2 separate regions of the Homo sapiens genome follow, and region 1 is linked to region 2. A link is a contact called in ENCODE Hi-C or POLR2A ChIA-PET data. All regions are on one chromosome and are shown on one strand. Each heading gives the region's core, a stretch centred on a gene start or an enhancer-like site at or near the end of the contact. The rest is flanking DNA. Distances are from core to core; before and after follow the strand shown. Region 1 holds the start of GLIS3 (GLIS family zinc finger 3). Region 2 has its middle 100 kb from the start of RFX3-DT.

What was found. A loop is a pair of places that touch in the nucleus more often than their neighbours do. ChIA-PET counts read pairs that join two places held with the same protein, here RNA polymerase II (POLR2A). Pooled maps may share reads with other maps.
Region 1: POLR2A ChIA-PET joins it to region 2 with 14 read pairs in BJ. The contact joins the promoter of GLIS3 here to the enhancer-like site in region 2. A Hi-C loop is called at or near these places in 1 of 50 pooled maps. POLR2A ChIA-PET finds 5 or more read pairs at or near these places in 3 of 52 experiments (BJ, GM12878 and PC-9).

The regions. Positions count from the first base shown.
Region 1 is chr9:4,298,744-4,301,443 of GRCh38, reverse strand. It overlaps GLIS3 (GLIS family zinc finger 3), which reads left to right and starts at 1,376. Exons shown (of 11, transcript NM_001042413.2): 1 at 1,376-2,023. GLIS3-AS2 (GLIS3 antisense RNA 2) reads right to left here and starts at 2,143. Exons shown (of 4, transcript NR_186824.1): 1 at 2,021-2,143.
Region 2 is chr9:3,767,973-3,770,822 of GRCh38, reverse strand. No RefSeq gene overlaps it. Among named protein-coding and RNA genes, the nearest start is that of RFX3-DT, 100 kb to the right of the region's middle. Within about 2 kb of position 1,527, at least 2 of the 41 ENCODE cell types and tissues checked have a DNase peak (open chromatin) inside an H3K27ac peak, as active enhancers do.

The DNA of each region.
Region 1 (2,700 bases), core at 127-2,626, 530 kb before region 2:
TTTCCACCACTTGGTTTCTTTGTTTTTGTGATGTTGCTGCATGCTTCATTTTATGAGTATTTTCTTTTCTTACGTGTGGTTGAGCCCATCTATTGCCATCTTGGGCTTGAATACTTGTATTTAAAAGAGATGAACAGAGAGAAACTGGAAAACTGACAGAATGACATATCCTGACCTCTTACTATTTTTCATCCCCTACTTCTGCTGACAAATATTCTGATGAGTTTGTGTCCCAAGGTGAAGGAAAAGAAAAGAAAAAGTACTGTGGAAACCAGGCTTCTTTTGGTTATGTTAATATCATGGATACAGACCAAGCCTAGTAGTATTCCCACTGAAATTAGATAAATGAAAACTGCCAATAGTCTTTTAGTTTTGGCTTTCTGGGGTAAGTCATTTGTGTCCTTGAGGACTTCTGTCTTGATCAAAGCATCTACTACCTGATTGCTAATTTATATTGGAGTGGTAACAGTAGAATAGAATATAAGGACTTGTGAAATTCTAAGTGTCTGGTGGCATCCTCACTCATTTCATTCATGATGGTGAATAATACTGTCAACTGCAGAAAGGCCTACCTGGAGGATATTGTGTGCATTACATACCTAGATTCCCAAGATGGAAGTCCTTGCATCTGTGGCAATACATGTGATGAACTACTAGGAGCAGACTTTCTTGTAACAACCTTTTGAGGGCTCTGGTCAACACAAGCAGAAGCGGTGGCGAGTCAGAGCTTAGGTGGGGTATGAGGCTGAGGATGTTGAATTCATAAGGATAAAGTGCCACTTTATAGACGTAACATACGCAGGGAATATACCTCCATTCTTAACAGCCTGTGTTCAGAATTTTATACCCTTCTAACACTTCCATCACCTTCCTCTCTTCCCTGCCTATACTTGGAAAGGATGCCAAAGCCTTCCTTAGTGCTTCACCTATCCAGTTTCGAAGCTGTCATGTGCATCCGATCCGATATTTCAAAGCAACCCTTTTGCCATTTTTCACTGTGTTATTCTCTCCGTATTACTACCGGATTTTTTTGGTTGTTTGTTTATTTTTTTATGACCTGACATCAAATCCTGTCTAAACACTAACACTTTTTCATGTTAAAATAAGTCAGTTTAACAAATAAGGCCAGGAAGAAGGCGAAGTGTCTCCCTGCTGTTACCCTGTTCTGGAGTTCCTCGACTTCTGGCGCACGGGGAGTGTGTGTGTGTGTGTGTGTGTGTGTGTGTGTGTGTGTGAATGCGTCAAGAGGGAGACACAAGCTCGGCCTTCGAATTGGCCAGCCTAGTGACCCGCGAGCCCGCCCCCACTCTTCCCCCTCCCCCTCCGGCGCTCACACTCAGGAAGCAGCTGGCTACAGGCCGGCCCTCGCGGCCGCACACACATCCACACTCCTCGCCCGGCTGCCTTCCTCCCTCCCTCTTCCCCCTTCCCCTCTCCCTGCAGCCGCGTCCACACTGCGCCGCCCGGGCAGCCCAGAGCGCGGCGCGCACGGGCACCGGCGGCGAGTGCCGCGGCCACTGCCCCTCCCGGGACCCCCTGTACGCCGTCCGCGCCGTCCAGGGTCACACCGGCGACGGAACCCGCCGGCAGCAATTAGCCAGCATCCCGGGGTCGGCCCCCAGAAGCATTCCCCGGCCCAGGACGAGGATGAACAGGACAGGCGAGGCACAAAGTCGCAACTGAACTTTTTAGAAACATTATTTGTGTGTGTATGTGTGTAGCAGGGGAGAATGAGCTGATGCCGAGGGTCCAGCCACCCCGCCTCTGCCTCCTCCTCCCCCTGCCGCCGCTGCCCTCGCAGACGCGCGCGCACACACGGCACTTGGGCCGGGTTTCCGCGCTCCGTCCCCCCGTTTGGATGGGGGTTTTCATTTCCGAAGGAGGCACAGCCCGCGGAGCGCTCTGAAGGGCTGGAGCCCCAAGTTACTCCTCGCCAGCGCCGGCCGCCCGCTGTCACTCGCGCTGGCCGGCCGGGGGAAGGGACCCGCACGCCGGGCTTTGTTGTGGAAATCCCGGTTACCTGGTAAGTGGATGCCATAGGAACTTTGCTCGCAGGCGAGAGACGAGGAGAAACCGGGCGCTTGAGAGTGTGGGGGAGTTAAAGCTCAGAGACGCAAACTAGGGATTACAAATAGTTTTCTACGCTGAGCCGGTGGCGTTCGCGCGGGTTTAAGGATACGCGCACCTCAACTCCCGGCGTCACAGGTCACTGAGAGACCTGCGCTGACTGAGACTGATAGCAACAATTAGGGTTCAAACCATGTTTCTGTCAGTGGCCTAAGAGCGCCCAGTGTAGAAGACAGATAACGGGGCTTTAAAGTTGCGCTAATTCGGAACAGTTTTTGTGTTTTCATTTCAAGTAGAGCGGGCAGAGGGGTACACAATCAGGGCACGTTACAGGACGCACGGGCATGGGGCGCACCACTCTGGAGTCCCCACTGAAGGGAAACTTTGGCGAAGTGGGAACTGATGGGGTGACGTGAGGTCTCTCGCGCACACGCGGGGCTGTAGTTGTCTTTTCAAGTTCCACGTGTTTGTGGAGTTTCACGAAGGCTGTTTTCCACGCCTGTGTCTCATCCAAGCCGGTGTCCCCATGATTGCGGGAGGTGGTCGGGCTGAGGGTACCTACACTCCTCGCGGGTACCGGCCCGGCGATCCGCAGCCGCCAGGTCTGGAACTATAACCTCCCACGCCGCCAGG
Region 2 (2,850 bases), core at 278-2,777:
CTTGCTCAGAATTCCTTTTTTCTTCAGTCAAGAACTCTGTTTCCCCTCCCACAGGGGGCTGAGGAGTCATGAACTTCACTCAAGCTGAACTCCCAGAGCCTGTGATCCCAATCACCAAAGATACAGTGATTGGTCCAGGGAGAGAGAAGATGTCCTTCTGAGACTGAGGGTAACCTGGAGCTGCTGCAGGCGCTGTTGCAATCACGGGTACCCATTTGTCTGAGATTGACACCAACATAAAAGAGAGCAAATTAGAGTGGTGGAGAGAGATGTGGCAGATTTCTGAAGGCATTGTTTAAACTCTCAGACCCACCCATGTGGAAAGTTTGTGCTATCTCTGGGCTTTTCAATAATGTAAGTCAATACATTTTTTTTGTTTAAATTAATTTGATTCAGTTTCTAACATTTGTTGCAACATTGCCCTGATTAACGTGTGTTCTAAAGTTACTTTTATATATAAAGTATCATACACTTTACCAAACTTTTCCATTGCTCCAGGTCATAGAGGTGGGTGGAGCCACCTTCCCTCATCCCTGGATGGTATCACCTCCTTCCTGGATAAAAGCTGGCTACAAGGACACATGAAACCTAGGATGTCACAACATGCCAGAGAAACTAATGTGTCCAAAAGATATGCTTTGAGAGCCCTCTAAGTGTCATTGCCGTTTCTCGTCCACTTGATGCAAATCCGTAGTCCAGTCAGTAGCAAGATAGAGCAGGAAAAGTATGGACTTTTCAATTAGATGAATTGTGATTGTGTTTGATGTCTTGCCTTCCTGAGTAGCAAGATTACAATAAAGGGAAGAATACATATGTATCAGTCAAGGTCTAATCGGGAAACAGAAACCACTTCAAGGGTTGAACCAGAGTAGATTTAGAGAATTGTTTACACAAACGATAAATAGAGGAGCTGAGAAACCAAACGAGATGGTGAGACAACTCTGAGATTAGCAACAACGGGAAGCACCTACCTACCACTCCTAGGACTGCAAGGACAAAAGGAGGGGGTGGTGATACTGGAGCTCAGCAGCCAGATTACCAGATGAAAGCCATAGTGGGCCTGTCTGGAGGGAATCAGAGATAAGAAGAACACTCAGCCATCACTGGAGACCATGTAGATGCAGACAGAAGGCAGGTAAGGGAAGTGTCTTGGGTGGCTTCTCTTCCCCTGCTATCTTTAGGCCAACAAGAACCAAGACATGTTCACCATGATGTGTCACTGGTAGAAATTCACAGGTGGGATCTTTTGATAGTCCTTGACCTATCTGCTGCATTTCAGAGTTGAAGTGGAAATGATGTTTCAACCAGGTCAGAAAAGTACAAGGTCCTTCTCCATGATTTGGAGGCTTCTTCAGTCTTCGCTAGTTTTTGTTTGGGAAAACTGTTTTCTCTTTTCTCTTCTATCACTTTCACACTAAGCAAACTCTTGCTACTGAGTTACATCAGCCATGTCCTGGAAACATGCAGGGGAGTTGGAAGCAGCCTCATCTCCCGAAGCAGCTGACCTAGGCCTTTTGTTCCTCGCCCGTTGTGGGCAAAGTCCTGGTAATTTTCATTAAGCCAGCTGAGGGGATCAGCATTTGGCTATAGGCCCACCCACCCCTATAACTTCATAGTTGTGAGCCTGCCAAAGTATAATTAAAAGACAGGCCATCCATGGGAAATAACCCCATTGAGAAATTCCAAGAAAGGAGACAGAACTTCCTGAAACTCTTTGGTCATCTTCTCTGCCTTGTTTTATTTCTCCATGGGATGTGCCAAGCCAAGAAAGCTAGAAGGTCATTGAGCAAAGTTACTCATTTATGGGTTCTTTATTTGGTCCAGCCCCAATTTGTTATAGTTTGCTTCTCAACAGCAAGCAAGGAACAGTCTCAGCCTGGCAAGGAAATACTGCCTAATCTTTGTTGATATTGGGAGGGCCTGCAGTTCATCAAGTGCAAAATTGGGATTTAATGGGAAATGACTCTCGGGGAAGAATTGAGACATCTTCTTGTGTTTTACATGTTATAAAGGGTTGCGTGACTTTTAACTGCTTAATTATGGAGCCATTCATTCACCAAACATTTGTTGAGTAATCTGTTAGTGTGTCTTCCCAGTTTTTCCTCAGAAAACAAAACTGATGCGGGCAAAACCATGATAAGCCTTTGGTAAAGATGAGAGATCCCCTTCGATATTTTTTCTTTTCAAGAAAGAGAAAATCAATTTCACGAAAATCTAAGCAATTTTTAAGAACAGCTAAATTTCAGGTGAAGAAGATGTTTTACTAACTTAATCCCACAGAAAGACGATGTTTCCAAGAGGAAGGAATTCATACTCTGAAGGCAGAATTGGACCTGATTCCTGAATCTGGAATCATCAGCTGCTTGGACATGAGTGAATCACATCCTTTCTGAACCTCAGTTTTCTCATCAAAAGAATGAGCATCACAATATTGGCCATGTAAGGGAAGACATCGAGATAAAAAAATCTCTAATATATTAACAGTCTATTAGGCACATATTAAGTGATCGCATAATTATGAATATTATTACTTACTCAATATCCTTAGACATGTCTCTTTGCCCAACTAAAGTGAGCTCACATTATTTCTCTCTGCCCCAAACCCATAGCTTTCTCCCTTCACTCCCTCATTAGGTTAACCAGGAACACAATGCTGTGTCCTCTCTGATCAGGCTCCTAGTGCTGCATTTTATGAGCAGTCTTCACCCTTCCCCCACCTCCAAGTAGCCGATGCCATTGCACCGTTCTTGGTTTGTATAAATGCAACGAGCATAGTGCCTGGCACGGAGTAGGTTCTCAGTAAACATCTGTTGAGTGAATGAACAAGTAATCTGACCTAATAAGTGAAAT